2 separate regions of the Homo sapiens genome follow, and region 2 is linked to region 1. The links are chromatin loops, found by intact Hi-C in ENCODE. Cell type or tissue: breast epithelium. All regions are shown on one strand. Links, peaks and the distances in the headings refer to the core of each region. The heading gives the core; the rest is flanking DNA.

What was found. Hi-C counts contacts between places; a loop is a spot of excess contacts. Peaks named below come from ENCODE experiments on the same cell type or tissue, not always from the same donor. Only the 100,000 strongest peaks of a DNase experiment are listed, where the experiment ranks them.
Region 2: a loop joins it to region 1, with 4 times the contacts of the local background. A loop is called at or near these places in 1 of 110 quality-filtered maps.

Annotation. Positions count from the first base shown.
Region 1 is chr12:63,021,513-63,029,443 of GRCh38, forward strand. No RefSeq gene overlaps it. Among named protein-coding and RNA genes, the nearest start is that of PPM1H, 90 kb to the left of the region's middle. RefSeq lists an enhancer at 3,317-3,818. In breast epithelium, for the core only: no CTCF peak of the experiment used is centred there; no DNase peak of the experiment used is centred there.
Region 2 is chr12:62,915,774-62,923,704 of GRCh38, forward strand. All of the region lies in intron 1 of PPM1H (protein phosphatase, Mg2+/Mn2+ dependent 1H), which reads right to left. Among named protein-coding and RNA genes, the nearest start is that of PPM1H, 15 kb to the right of the region's middle. In breast epithelium, for the core only: no CTCF peak of the experiment used is centred there; a DNase peak (open chromatin) is centred at 4,255.

The sequences.
Region 1 (7,931 bases), core at 1,052-6,051:
TTCGTGAAAAGAAGAAATGGTAGAAAACTTCCCTCAAATGGTAATGGGAAATGGGTCAAGTCCTACAGGTATTGTTTTAATTCACTGCTCCGTGAGAACCACAAACAGCTGGTTAAAGATTGAGCCCACCAACACTGTTAGAAAAGCAACTATGGTTGGATTTTCTTTCCTGCTCAGCTGGGCTATTATTATGAAAAATAAGGAGAACCATTAATGCAAAGTTTAGCTACCAAGAAACCCTCAGGAGGAGGGAGGGAGGGAAGGAGGGAAGGGGGGGGAGAGAGAGAGAGAGAGAGAGAGAGAGAGAGAGAGAGAGAGCGCGCCAGTGCCAGCGCCCTCCATGGATCAAAATATAAAGGATAGAGTAAAAACAGCTACTTCCTAAAATTTTAGCATCACCGAGCTTCTAGTGCCATGTTCTCTTTTCTCCGTGAGTGAATTGGCCAGTTATGACACGTTGCTATCATTGCCAGTGTTGCCTTTTTCTGGGCCTAGGAATCTAGTCTGGCTTCTCATGTTTTTTGCTTCTTGCCTCTTATTTTCTTTTAGTGTGTATCTGTTTTATTGCTTGTGAACATTTTCATCAGAGGAGAAAAGAAGGAGATGGAGGTAAAAGTCAAAATTTGTTAATTTTTTTCCTTGTTAGTAGCACTTACAAATGTTTGAAGGGAAGGAGGTAATAACGATAACTAAAATAAGGCTTTTTTCAATTGTATCTGAAAATTATTTGGCAAACTATTTCCCTATTAGCATGGATAACTGCAAACTAGCGTATCACTATTAAATAATACATTTAGGTTTAATATTTGAACATAGTTGTCTAAAATCTTATTGCTCTCAGCTTTCTTATAACAAAGCTATTGACATTTGTTGTGGAGCCAAGCAGTGATTGGAGGTGGGATGCCAAGCTGTGACTGCATATCAGGCAATGTTTGTTCAACACATTGGGCCAGTATTCCTTGCCATTCACTGAGAAGGGCTTCCTTACATGAAATTGGCGTGTCCTAGTCATGGTTTTGTGACATCTGAGAGTACTTATCACTTCAAGGGATTATGCAATCCTGAAAATAGTTTCCAAAAAAATTTAATTTAACCTTATTTTTGTAAATATGACCTATGTCTTATAATACTCCCCCACTTCCTATTTGACAAGGAGAGAAAGAAGGCTGTCATGATGTGAACTCAATTTTATTTTTTCTTTTACAGAAACCATTTATCGAAGACTTACCATGTACCCTGCATTATATGTACATGAGAGATACAGTAACAATCCTAGATACAATCCTAGGAGGAAGTTGGGAACCACAAATTGACAGATTGTTTTTCTGCATAATAGAAGCAAAGTAAAGGGAAATAATATTGCATTTCTTATACCTGGGCCCACACTCTCGAACTTTTACTTGCTACAAATATTTCAAGGTGACCCCTGAACGGTGCCAGTGGATAGTAAGCTAGACAATATCTGATTCCATTGGTTCCAATCAAATATAAATAAAAGTAGATATATGTCATACTTTACATACAAAGATGAGGTGGTTAATTTATCACTAAAAGTGGCTTGGAGTTAGTAGGGTTCCTGGTTCCTGGGAAAAATACCCTTTATGGCTTAAGCTCCATCAAACAGAAACCATTCTATAAAGCTACTTGCCTTACCTTTGCCATTAGATTGCTCTCCAAATTAGTTAAAACTTTTAAGCCTATTTACAAAGCTGTCTGATGCAATCCGATTATGACACAGCTTGAATTTCAGTGCCAATTATATGTTTGGGATAAAAAGATGAGATTGGCTTATAACTATATATTTTTGAAAGATAGGTGTGTGATTTGTGCCTGGGAATCCAAGACCTTAAATACCTAACTGGTCTTGATGAAAGTCAGAGAAATACTAGCTACCCCATAATAGAGGTCTTTCCAGGGCAGCCTGGAGCAGTAGAGCACAGATTCTGAAACTACGACTGCTGTTGTACCTGCTCAGACTTGCTGAAAGAAGAGCTACTCTTCCTCTGACAAAATGAGGACTGATGGGTTCTTCTCAGTTTCCTTGGAGACCCACAGGGTGCTGGAGCAACTCCTTCTCCCATTCTACCATGTGTGGGTACTGCTATTGTACTATTAGTCAGGGGGTGAGAAACCTAACCCTTTACCCCCAGCTGCTAAATTTTTTCTTCTTTCTTCCTAAGTCCGGAGAGGACAAGAGGCAGCCCCAAAGCTTGCTTTTGTTTTGCCTGTACCTTGGGGATCCACACTCTTTCTAAGGCCCGTTTTTACAGAAAGAGGGATGTGCTTCTGTTCTCACTCTAGAACTCAGATCTACACACGTAGACTTTGAATTGTTTCTCCAGTAGTGGCCATGGGCTATATCCATATTATTATTGTTTAAATGTGTCACCCGCAGTTCATGTGTTGGAAACCTAATCCCCAACTTAACAGTATTGAGAGGCAGGACACTTAAGAGGTGATTAAGTCATGAGGGCTCTGCTCTCATGAATGGATGAATGCTGTTATCTTGGGAATGGGTTAATCATCATAGGAATGGGTTCCTGATAAAATAATGAGTTTGACCCCCATCTGTCTTGCTCTCTCTCATGCTCTTTCACCATGTGAAGCCTTCCATCATGTTATGACTCAGCAAGAAGGCCCTTGCCAGATGCAGGTGCTTTGACCTTGAACTTCTCAGCCTCCAGAACTGTGAGAAATAAATTACTTTTCTTTATAAATTACTCAGTCTGTGGTATTCTATTATGGCAACACAGAATGGACTAAGACACATTCACACACACATTTATTTACTTATTTTCCATGTGAACCATAGATTGTATTTACAAGATTGTTGGCTTGGGTTGAGACTTCAATCTTTTGCCAGTGAACAAAACAAAGCTACCTGGAATATGGTTTATAAGGATGAGTACAGGATTTGGAGCCATGCCAGCATAAACTTGAGCTCACCCTCTACCATTTTCCAGATCTGTGACCCTTGATAGGTTTCTTAATTTGGATCTTGATTTCTCCATAGGTAAAATGGACATAATACTACTCATATTATGAATTTATTTAGAGTACTTAACACAGCACCTAGCATATAGCAAGTGCTTAATAAATACCAGCTCTAATAAACAAATATGCCCAGAAAGTTAGAGGTACCAAACTATAATAAACACTCCATGTCTAGGGACATGGTAAGAAAAAGAAAGACTCTAAGCTGGAGAAATACCATATTTTTTGCATTATTTCTAAATAAAATCGTACGAGGCAGCCCTGGAGAGAGGGCAGAATGGGGAACTGTGGCTGTTAGGATTAGTTGAGAGTTAGGGGTAAGCAAGTTAAGCTCTTACACAGGGCCTGTCATATAAGGCTTACTCCTTTTTTGAAAATCTGGAAGGACAGTAAGAATGTTTAAATGGATTGGGCTGGAATGTGTGTACATACATGCATGGGTGTATGTGAAGCTAAAATGAATTGTCTAATATTCTGATTGCTTTACATATTTTAATACATCCAACCTTCATTTAAAGAAGAAGAACAACAAAAAGACCTTTTCAACATTAACATCCTCAAAGAGAGGGAGCTGGGATACAAATCCATAATGGTAGGGACTTGAGCTCACATAAGCCCTGTGTTATGTGGCTTCTTGCCCCAGTGTTTTGCCTTAGTAACTTGGAAGCTTCCAAACTCTATTTGTCAGCTGGGCCCTACTTACCCAGCAAAATGAATACCAAGCTGAGAATTTGGCCTGCACTTCAGTTATGCAAATTCAGAGGACACAAATGACCCATCCATGCCATGCAACTCTACTAGGGCCCTTGGTTGCTTTTGCTCTGGAAGCCAGTGACATCATTTGCTAGACATACTGCATAACATGGGAAGACCTCAAACACAAAGCAAGTTACAGACCTATTTTCTGCCTGGGAGATGCACAGGGGCCCCTCCTCCCTCACTCATATTTTTATCAGCTGGTGGAAGCTGCATTCATTTTCTCCACAGATGAATAAAATCTATTGAATCTCAACTCCTGTGTGTTTTATATGGAAATAACTGAGGTACTCGGCTTTCTTTGAAAAGTTTCTGGTTGCGGTATCTACAATCTCTTCTCTTTCAATTACTGAATAGCCTATGTCTGACCTGTATTTTTTCTCAAAACCAAGCCCTGTTTGCCAGCTTCCATTTATGCAAAAAATGCACCAATACTCCAATTTCAGTTGGGGGAAAAAAGGTAGATGGGCACAGCTATTCATGAAACAAACATTTTTATTTCATTTTTAGCATGCACCTTGGTGCTACAGTTTAGTAACAAGAAGTCTCACTGTGAAAATAATGATCTTATGTGAAGGAAAATGTTATTAGTTGACCATGTTGCAGCTAAATTCCTGTGGTGCATTTTTCATTGAGAGAAGACTCTGAAGTCAAACCCTGGCCCGCTATGTACCAGTACATGACTTTGGGTGTGTAGGGGCAGAAAGGTATGATACCTTTTCTCACCCATCGTAAGGGTCCACGTCCACAGCTGACACTTTTATAATGAAAGACTGGTTAGCAAGAGAAAAGCATAACAGATTTATTTAATCAAAGTTTTATGTAACACAGGAGGCTTCAGAAATAAAGACCCAAAGACTCGGAGGAAAAATTATTTATTTTTATGTTTTGGTTTGATGAAGAATGGGCAGCCATGTAGAAATGTGATTGGACAAAAAGGTATGATCTAATAGATCATAGCTGAACGAGGAAACCCAGCAAGGCCTGTCTGTTCAGATTCTTCTGGGCCTCTGTATAACATTCTTCCCTCCCAGGTATGGGACAGGACCCCCATGGCATAAGGGTCTTCAAAAGAGAAGAGATAGGGGAGAGAGTGACCTTTCTAGGTTTAATGGCTTGCTTTGGGAGAGAGAGGTTCTAGTTTCTATGATACACCATGTGGAAGAGGAATTCTGCATTCTGTGACTCACATCAGGGGAGAAAAAGGGGTGGGTGATAGGAGGGCAAGAGAAACTGCTTCCGAGGTCCTTCTAATGTCCTTCAGTTCAAAGTACTCTGCACGCCAAGGTGCCATGTTTTGGGATATTGCTTGCTGAGTCCCAACAGGTGAGATTCAACTATTAAGTTCCAGTTTCCCCATTTGTAAAATGGAGTCTTAATGTAAAATGGAAGAGTGTTCTTCATGCGTAAGATTCAAGTGAGGATTTAACAAGATCCTCCATGTACATAATTTAACATGATTTCAGGCACACGTAGGTGCTTGAGAGACTTTTAATGTTATGATTAATCTTTTGAGAAAAATTACAAAAAAATTCTGGTTCTATCTCTTTCTCAGTTATATCTACTATAGGTGCTTTGGGAGGCTTAGTTTATGTTTCCCTCTTCAGACATCTCTTGTTGATAAGGTGTTCTGATTCCAAATTATAGCCCCATTCATTATTGAAAATGTGGTTTCTCTGTGGGCTATGTACCATAATTGCTAAACAGGACCCTTTGTAACTATGATAACATGATGAGTTAAATTTTCTGATTGCCAGGAAAGAATTTATTTTGTGTGTAGCCATGTAGCTTAAAACTTTTCTGAGATATAGCAGTTTCTTTTTATTTTTTAACATGTATAGTATACCTAAACGGTTGCAGAGAACACAAGTTTGAGTCACACAGACTTTAATTTAAATCCTGTGCCCACAATTTACCAGTCATGTGACTTCAGGTGGGAAGCTGCTCTGATCCTTAGTCTCTTTACAAAATAGGAAATAAAAACCAATTACTCAGTTTTCACATTGAACCTTTAGGAGATTTTTAGTATTCTGTAGTACCTAATTTTGAACATCAGCCCTCACTGCAAAATATTAAGAAATAAACTTAGAAGGTTTTGGAGATTATATGCATGCCTGAAATTTTTGCATTTCAAAATAACTGTTGTCACTGCAGGTATTTTTCATAGTAATTCCCAGAAGCCAGAGGTTTTTACTATAAAATGAGAATGACAGAGAAAAGAGTGGAATGGCTGAATTCAATGGTGGTATATGTGTAACATTTAAGAAACTGCCAAATTTTCCAAGTGAGTGTTCAAATTGCATTACTGCGCTGACATAATTTGGCATATTTTAATTGTATAGATCCACTCTTTATTGCCATCGCCAAAATTCTGTATCTTAAGCTTTGTTCTGCATTTTGCAATTGTTCTAAGAGTCTGTTTCTCAGACACACACCCACGCGCGTGCACACACACACAAACACACACGCACGCACGCACGCAAGCAGGCAAGCAATACCTCTTGAGTATGTCTTCCCTTGATTGTTCACTTCACTACCGCTCAGCCTGACTAAACAACGTATTGGATTTAGCCAATGAGTATAGTTAACTATTTTTGCTTATGTGATTAGCTTCCATTTCAAAGTCAGCCTTAGAGCAGAGAACAAAATCTCCTTCTGGACAAACAAACAAAACTGCCAATAAATCTGCATGAAAGTGGAAGATGACCTGAAGCAGCTTGGTCTTAAGTGACCCTTACAGAATACTAGAGAAGGAGCTATCTTTTCAAGGAGAAAAAAGCCCAAAACAACAAAAGGATCATCCCTTTCTTCAAGGAGAAAATACATACTAAAAACACACTTCACCATTTTAGAAATGCCTGCATAACTTTAATTGTCAGCTCCTCAGGAAAAAAACCTTGTTTGTAAACTCTTCAGGGAGACAGGAAAAAATAATGCTGTACTGGCAAGCAATCCGTCCGAAACATTAATCACAGAATGCAACACTTATGTTTTGAGAAATGCTTGTTGGTTTAGATAATAATAATAAATATACTAGTTTTACCCATAGTTCTTCATATTACTACTGCCCCTTATGATAAGAAGGCTTTTGGCTGGAGAAAAAAAGTTAAAAGGGAAGATACAAATCAAACATCTGCAAATATGTAAGAACCTTTTCAAAGCTTTCTTTCTTTTAAATCAATCTTCACGGTAGATTTGTTACAACATAAAAGAGAGAACCACAGGGAAATAACAGAGAAGGAAAAAAAATGTTTTTAAAGGATTAGCAAAACTGATATTCTCATTTTCTCACTTCACCTTTAGCTTGATCTTTATCCGTAGTTCTGTTGAAAAGGATAATTGTTTTGTATCACTTTAAAAACCCACAATTTTCCCTAAGCCAACAGTAATATATGCTAATAAAAATTACCTTGTTAATAAGGGGATTTAGAATTACCAAAAATCTTCTGTTCTTATCCAGGAACAAAAAGATGCCTAACTTTTTTTTATTTAGCATCTTTTAAAAAGTGGTTTATTATAGAAATAATATGTAATGATACAGTAATACAATTGCACAAGATTTGTCCACAATATAAACTACCTTTAAAAATGTCCTTGGTGTGTATTTTGGGGATGGTGACTAATTATTCCTCTCACCTATTGCAGGCCATTTGCTCTTCATCAGCAGGGATAATAGAATGCCCATAAGTTGAACATGTGATTTGGGTTGTCTGTGTGTGGGATAAGTTTGACCTGACCTGGTGTATTAGTCCATTCTCAAACTGCTAATAAAGACATACCTGAGACTGGGTAATTAATAAAGGAAAGGTTTAATTGACTCACAGGTCAGCATGGCTGTGGAAGCATACATATCCTTCTTCACATGGCAGCAGCAAGAAGTGCCCAGCAAAAGGGGGAAAAGCCTCTTACAAAACTATCAGATCTCATGAGAACTCACTCACTCTCACAAGAAGAGCATGAGGGTAAACATCCCATGATTAAATTATCAATGCCTCCCACAGAGTCCCTTCTATGACATGTGGGGATTATGGGAACTACAATTCAAGATGAGATTTGTGTGGGGACAGAGGCAAACCATATCATTCTGCCCCTGGCCCCTCCCAAATCTCATGTCCTCACATTTCAAAACACAATCATGCCTTTCCAACAGCCCCCAAGGTCTTTTTTTTTTTTTTCTTTTG
Region 2 (7,931 bases), core at 1,757-6,756, 110 kb before region 1:
AGGAAGAACCATTGTATGTCTAGTGTCAGGTGGTTCAGGCTCCACGTGGGGATTCTGACAGGCCTACAAATAGTCACAAAAGATTTTTCTAATTCCCAGAAATAGCCGCTTTCAAACCGTCATGACCTTCCTCATGCTGCTGTCTCCCTCATGTGCCTCCTCTACACAAAACCTGTTCTTCCAGGGTTCGAACAGTCAGTCAGCTTTGCTCACCCCTTCCCATTTTCTCCAAACTTAGAATTAACCAGCCTGTGCCCATTTGCTGGGTTCCCAGCACATGTGATCAATGCCTTCATCACAGTAGCTTATTATATTATAGTTATACACACAATGTCTCCCCTGCTAACTTGTGAGCCCCTTGAAAATAGAAAATATATTTTTTAACCTTCAGAGCCTTCCTTACACTCCATGAGGAGGTTTAATAAATGTTAGCTGACTGAAAACTGAGTTAACTGAATGGTTTTCTGTCAACCGAGCTGAAATAGTCTTAAGTTTTACTTGTAACTAATATGGCTTGCTAAATATGGGCATTGTTGATCATACATCATCTTCTTTAATAAACAATCTTAACTATCAAACCATTTAATAACATAACACAATCTAAACATCTTCTGTTTTGGTATCTGTCTCATAATATAGTCTGAAAAGTGTGAATGTTAGGTAGAGATGGTTCATCTTTAAGTCTATAAGTACCTAACCAATGATATTTACTGAATAGAATAAACTATTTAGATTCCTAACAGAGCTGCAAAACTGGCTTTACTGATGAGGTAAATCACTGCTTTGAGATATAGTAAAAATAAATATATCTCAGGAAAAGATATGTACTTAAGTGCAAACACCAAGAGTATTTTTTTTTTTGGTGACAAAAAAATTACTTGAGCATACTGTTTTAAATGAATTGTACTTAAATCAGAAGAACTCTACTATAGAAATGGATGCTGAAGCAGTTCTGGTATAAATGGAGTTACTGAAAAGTAATAAATCAATCCTTGAAGAATATTCAAAAGCACATTAGGGAGGAAGCTGATGTAGGCAGAGTCCCAGTCATTCATCCTTAGCCACTTAACCCTGATGACCTTCAAGGAGCTATTGATGCTAGCTGTCGGTCGCTTAACATCTGAAATGAACAGACCACTAGTTACCCTCTACTTAAAAAAAAAAAAAAAAGGTAGCATGTGAAAGTTCAACTTACAAAGAACCAATACTGATTAACAGTACCATTCTGAACATTATGAAAATGTCTTGCACTGACATAGGTCACAAAGCAAGCTTCCTGGTGCTTTTAAAATATAATTTGACTTATGTGAATTTTCAAAACCAAACCTCAAGCAAGCCTCTGCGTCCTTTACTCAGGTCAGAGATGCTGAGAGCAGTACAGTGACACGTGGCTGCAGGGCCACGTATAAGTACAAAGTATTGATTAAAATTACATCAAGTGCAGCTGCTTTCTGCGGCAATTTAACGGCCAAAGTGGGAGAACATTAGCTCTGTGCCAAGTGGCAGCACAATTCTGACAGCCATGTAGATGTCCTCAGGTCACCCACCTACAGACAACTTGGGGCTAAATGAAAAGGCTGAAATCAGATCTAGTTGTGATCTTCATTTCTTTTTTTCCTGGAAGGGTCAGTAAGAGCTTTCAATTTTACATTTTTTCAACTTTTAGTCGACCCTAATTAGATATCTACATACCTTACAAATTATAATTTGGCTGTAACAGAACCATGTCTCAAAATGGACATTCCAAAGTGGAAGGAAAAGCTTGTCATCACCACCATGATTTTGTTTGCTTCACTGATAAGATTTTGAAGCATATCCCCCTTCCAGGCAAATATTTCAAATCATCCTTTCTGGACAATATAGTAACATATCACATTACTTTAAAAGAATTAGGGGAGAAAAGCCTAAACATTTAGTCTCTTTTAATTCAGGATAGGCTACTGAAGTTTATTTTTATTTTTTGATTTTTTTTTCTGGAGACGATATTATAACCTGTGCTTGGTGCTCATTCTTCATGCTGTAAAGGGTGGGGAGAGCAGGATACTGTCCTCTAAGCAAGGGGATTAGTTTCCACTACACCATACTTGGTTTTTCGTGCTGTTAGATTTAGACATTTGTTTCATAAAATCAAATGTAACTAGATTTTCAATTCACTTCCACTTTTTGTTAAAATGCATATTCAGAGATTTTAAGATAAAGCAGACAAGGCAGATGAAAAAATGTTAATTTGTAATGTATACAAATATCCCACTGAAAAGTCAGTAGAAATTAAGAAGTACCCAACTTCTCTTATGACACTTACTCCCACAGCACTGTACAGCTGGGAAGGGCTAAGTCGATGACCTAACTTTATGAATATGCAAACTGAGGATTTAAAAAGTGAGGCTGCTTGCTGAAGCCACAGACTGGCTAGGGAAAGAGCCAAGACTACCTCAAGCTGCCCCTTCAAGTTATTGATCATGGTGCCACCCCAGCACCATGCTACTCCTCTGTCATGCTGTGCATGGGTTCTCAATTTTTCATTAACTTATTTTCCCAAGAAGAGTGTGAGCCTCCCAAGGTTAAAACCTCTGTATCTTTTGCCTCTTAAGACATGTGAAGCATACAGTAAATGCATGATGGTACCAAAATAGGGGCAATTGAAACCTAAATATTAAGGTGAAGCAATAATGCTTTTTAATCAGTATGTCCAGCTCACCAAAACACTACTTTGGTAAAGTACATTAAAGTATATAGCTAACACTTCCCAAAACAATTTTCAATCTAAACATTGATCTTTTCTAACTATTAAATAATGTCACAAGAAATATTAGGAAAGTCCATTTTGAGTATTTTTCCCAGAAAAATGTCACTTTTCAAATTATAGCTTAGCAAAGATTTACCTACAAGGAGGTTCATCCCAGGACTGCTTTCAATAGTAAAAACTTGGCTAACATCAAGGAAAAAAAATGTGTGTTACAACCATAAATAGAATACAATGCAGCTATTAAAAATGATAGAGTAAAATATTTGTTTACATGGGAAGACAGTGACTCCATTTGAAGTGAAAAAACTCATCAGTATGTAGAATTATCGCAGTTGGAAAATAGATATGTACTAATAGGTGCACACAAATTATCAATCGAAGCTAATTACAGGTGATAGAATATATGGATAGTTTATGTTCTAAGTTCCTGACTAACCAATGCCTTCCTCCACTTTGACAGGTTAGTAAACATCTAAAGATAATTTGAAGTTCTTCTCATCCACAGTCAGTGGAGATAGAAATTTTTACAAGAGAAACTTTTGCCAAAGGGTCAAACTCTGCTAGAAAAATAATAGTCTCAGCATGAGTTTAATTAAACTTGCAGCTGACATGCATTGTGCCTCTCGGGCAACTTGTAGCACTTTGGAAAGCAAGAAAATAAAACTATTAAAAGACTGTTTTTCAACAAGAAAGAGGACATCAGGGACGTTAAAATAGTGTTCCTGAGGAAGGTGCTACACTTCTGAAACCCAAACAAAATGATCTTGACACTCATCTGAGTATAGTTTGTTGGTAACTCAGGTGATAAAAAATCCAAACCTGTGAGCAGAGAGTCCTAGCCTGTGGTCCAGGCTCCTTGAAGACCTGGAAAGGTAGAAATAGGAGATCTAACCTGTTTTAAATGTTGCGGGGTGGGGGCTGGGGGAGAAGCTAATGACTAACATTGTGGGCAAGAAGTACTCAAGGTTAACAAAGGTTAATCCTTTGCTTTTGGCTGAAATGTTATCAGTTCAATATGATTTTCACTACACCTTCATGATTAGGAGATATGATGTATCTGGTTAATTTTTTTTAATAGAAGTAATTTAATGCTTATTTAATACAGCTTGCTGGACAAAATTTTTCACAAGGAATTCATCCAAGAAAATGAAATAATAAAAGGGCTCATGATGTTGAGAAGGTTGGGAACCAGGACTTGAGGAATTTACAGCACAAGTCCTCATGGAGCCCAGAACCAGATACAAATCACATCTGGTGGTCCCTCTGAGGATGGCAAGGCAGGTGGCAAGGCTTCAGGTGGTGTGCAAGGGGCAAAAGGGCAGCGTGGCCAGGTAGTCTCTGTCAGCACTAAACTGATGACAGGGGAATGGGGAGAAGAGGACAGGCAGGGCTTCAAGTATGGGGCCCATGTGATTCCCAGCTGAACACCAAGATTAAAAAAAAATACATAAATAAACACCAGCTGCTGTAGTCAGAGTTGCCAATTCTTCTCTTCTTCCCATTTGCTGCTGCACTGAGTCACCAGCCCAGTTCTGGACACCTGGTTCTAACAACAGAGCAGCATGGTCCTCTGTGGCATAGCCTCATTGTTAATAATCACAGGGAGAATTGCCAAGAGGGCATCTAATCGCACTCTTTGGCTCCACTCCAAACCATACCTTATGGGGAAACACTGTCCTAAAAGGCTGATAAAATTACTGTTTGTCCCAAATGTATCTTTTAGAGTCCATCCTCCTCGGTTACTTATTTACAACAAAATATTATAGCTATTTCCTCTTTTATGTTACAAAAAATCCTCTTTTTAAAATTGCTTTTTTTTGTTGTTGAGACAGGGTCTCACTCTGTCACCCAAGCTGGAGTGTGGTAGTGTGATCACAGCTCACTGCAGCCTTGACCTGCCTAGTTCAGGTGATCCTCCCACCTCAGCCTCCCAAGTAGCTGGTACCACAGGTGCACCTGAATGAGGTTTTTTTTTTTTTTTTTGTGGAGACTGGGTCTTGCTATGTTGCTCAGGCTGGTCTTGAACTCCTAATCTCAAGTGATCCACCTGCATTGGCCTCCCAAAGTGCTGGGATTATAGGCATGAGCCATGGCACCCGGCATCAAAAAAAAAAAAAAGAAAGAAAAAATTCTTAATAGTCCCTTCTTTATTAATGTCAGTTTGGTTTCCCATTCCTGCTTTCACTGGCACCCTCTTATAGGCTATTCATAGTCACTGTACCTTACAATTTGCTTCCTACTGAACATTTACACTCCATCTTTTATTTTTACTGACTGCGTGTAACATAATTTGTCAACATTCACCTTTTCAAAAAGGCATATAATGACTATTAGTACACCATAGCAGACCACTTAAATATAGAAACTCAATAATCTATAGCATTTTTATGTAATTAATTAATTTATTTATTTATTTATGTATTGAGACAGAGTCTCACTCTGTCGCCCAGGCTGGAGTGGAGTAGAGTGATCCTGATTCACTGCAACCTCCACTTCCCGGGTTCAAGCAATTCTCCTGCCTCAGCCTCCCAAGTAGCTGGGATTACAGGCACCTGCTACCACACCCAGCTAGTTTTTGTATTTTTAGTAGAGATGGGGTTTTGCCATGTTGGCCAGGCTGGTCTCAAACTCCTGATCTCAGGTGATCCACCCGCCCGCCTCGGCCTCCCAAAGTCCTAGGATTACAGGCATGAGCCACCACGCCCGTTCATATTTTCATTTTAAAAAAAATCAATTTATCACAAGATTTTTTTCCTTCCTATACTTATACAAAAAAGATCACAGGGTAAAGATGCACCATTTTTTAATAGCTTAAATGTCTATTTATCAACTCCCTGAAAGTACAGTAGAGCACACAAGCCACTTTGGTCCTCTCAGCTGGGCAAGTAATTGATCTGTCTGCCCACATCCCTGGGATGATTAATTACACCATGCATCCAGCAAGGCTCCATTAGGCCTGGCTTGTGCAAGCCAGCAATGTAGATGCACACACTCAAGATGGCCACCGCAAGAGACCATGCTGCCAAAGACAAAGGTATAAATGCTACACTGAATGCTGTCACACTTTTTGGCCCCAAAGTTCACTAACTTGAAAGATTCCCATTAAAACTTGACTCTGAAGCAAGTGTGGTGGTGCCCACTCACAATTCCCTGCTGCCTGGGAGGTTCAGGTGGGAAGATCACTTGAGCCCATAGGGTGATATGATTGTGCCTGTGAACAGCTATTGCACTCCAGCCAGGGCAACACAGTGAGACGCCATCTCTAAGACAAACAAGCAAACAAAAAACTTGACTCTGCTTAAGTAAAACTTAGGTAAAAAAATCTCCCAAATTAAATTTTACAGGGGACTCACATAAAACCTCACTTACGATTTAAGCCCCATTATTCAGAATTCCTAAGTACATTTCCTTACTTCTAAGTAGCTACTGATGTTAAAACACATGCTGTATTTATTAACTTTAGAAAAAAGAAACATCACTACATAAAATGTACAGATTGGTTTTTAAGACATACAGGCTTTCCAAAAACATTAAAATATTTTAAAATAGCAGTTGTAGTCCAAAAATATAGTAATTTTGACAAGGTTTGGACTGTTATACTTAGGAACGCACATATAGTAAGGAAGTATAATTTTAAGAGACTACTATACTCAATAGAACTATTTTAAAGTACTGTTAAATGTATCCTTTTATACAAAACTTGATGTGCCAACATGCCTTTATTCCATGTAAAGCCTCTTGAAAATTAGTTTCCTTTGAGTTAATAAAATGCATTTAATTCCCTTATGTGGCATTTTGTTTATGGGGATAGGATGTCTTTTTTTTTTTAATAATTTCACACAATGAATGGTCAGGTTTAATAATTCAGTGATGGTCACCAGGGTCATGGGACAGCCTGCGATTCTAAAGTAACTTGATTTCTCTCTGGGGTTCATTTTCCTCTTTTATTGAATATAGATAACAGATGCTTACCTTTAAGCATTAGACCAGGGCCTTAATAATCATCCAGAGCTACAGAGATGTAAGTTGGTGTTCTCTTATTCTTTCTCCTAAATATGAGAGCATAAAGTCCACAGAAAGAAAATACAGCTAGGCAGTTAAATTTTACAGCCGTTTAGAGAAAACTGAGTCAGAAATAGTATAACAAAGGAAGCACTATGGATTCATGTTTCAGAGGACCCAGCTGGTCTGACCACACCAGAAAAAGAGCAGCTGAGCGGGTACTCTGCTTTCCCTAAGCTGTTAGTGGACAATCTCTACTTCAGAAGTATGGAAAACACAGTGATGTCTTGATTCATCATGAGCACTTTTCAGGTAACACATTCTGAAGTCTATTGAAAGAGTACTCTTCAGGGAGCATTCCTGCCTGGCCACCAGCTGAAAAGAGGAGTGATTCAAGTTTTAGGCAGATTTCCTAATTTAATTAAATGGGAGCATAGCAAAGAGATACTTTCCAGTTTGACCCCATGTGAAGCTCAACTATGTGGATGCTAAGTTATGGGAAGCTTATCAACTGAGTGAGCATTTGCAGGGGCCAATGTTATAAAACTGAAGTCTGAGGTGGCCCCTTCCATGCACAAGGACCCAATTGCTGCTGTTTTTCTCAACTGAGGATGTCAAAGTCACTCAAACTTATTTTTTTATTTTTCTATGGAAAAGAACTTAAAAGCATAAATTAAGGCCACTGCACTAAAGGAAAAACAAGCTTAGAGATAACTCAAGAATGGACTGATGGATGGACACAGAAATGGGTACACACACAGATAAATGATAAAGCAAATCTAACAAAATGTGAATTACAGAATCTAGATGGCAGTCATATGGGTGTTAAGTCTACACTGGTTTCAACTTTTCTGCACATTTGAAAATTTTTTTTTCTTTTTTTGTTTTTTCTTTAACAAGACAAAGTCTCCCTCTTGGCCCCCAGGCTGGAGTGCAATGGCGCGATCTCGGCTCACTGCAACCTCTGCCTCCCGGGTTCAAGCGATTCTCCTGCCTCAGCCTCTCGAGTAGCTGGGATTACAGGTGTGTACCACCAAGTCTGGCTAATTTTTGTATTTTAAGTAGTGACGAGGTTTCACCACATCGGCCAAGCTGGTCTCGAGCTCCTGACCTCAGGTGATTCGCCCACCTCGGTCTCCCAAAGTGCTGGGATTACTGGCATGAGCCACTGAGCCTGGCCGAA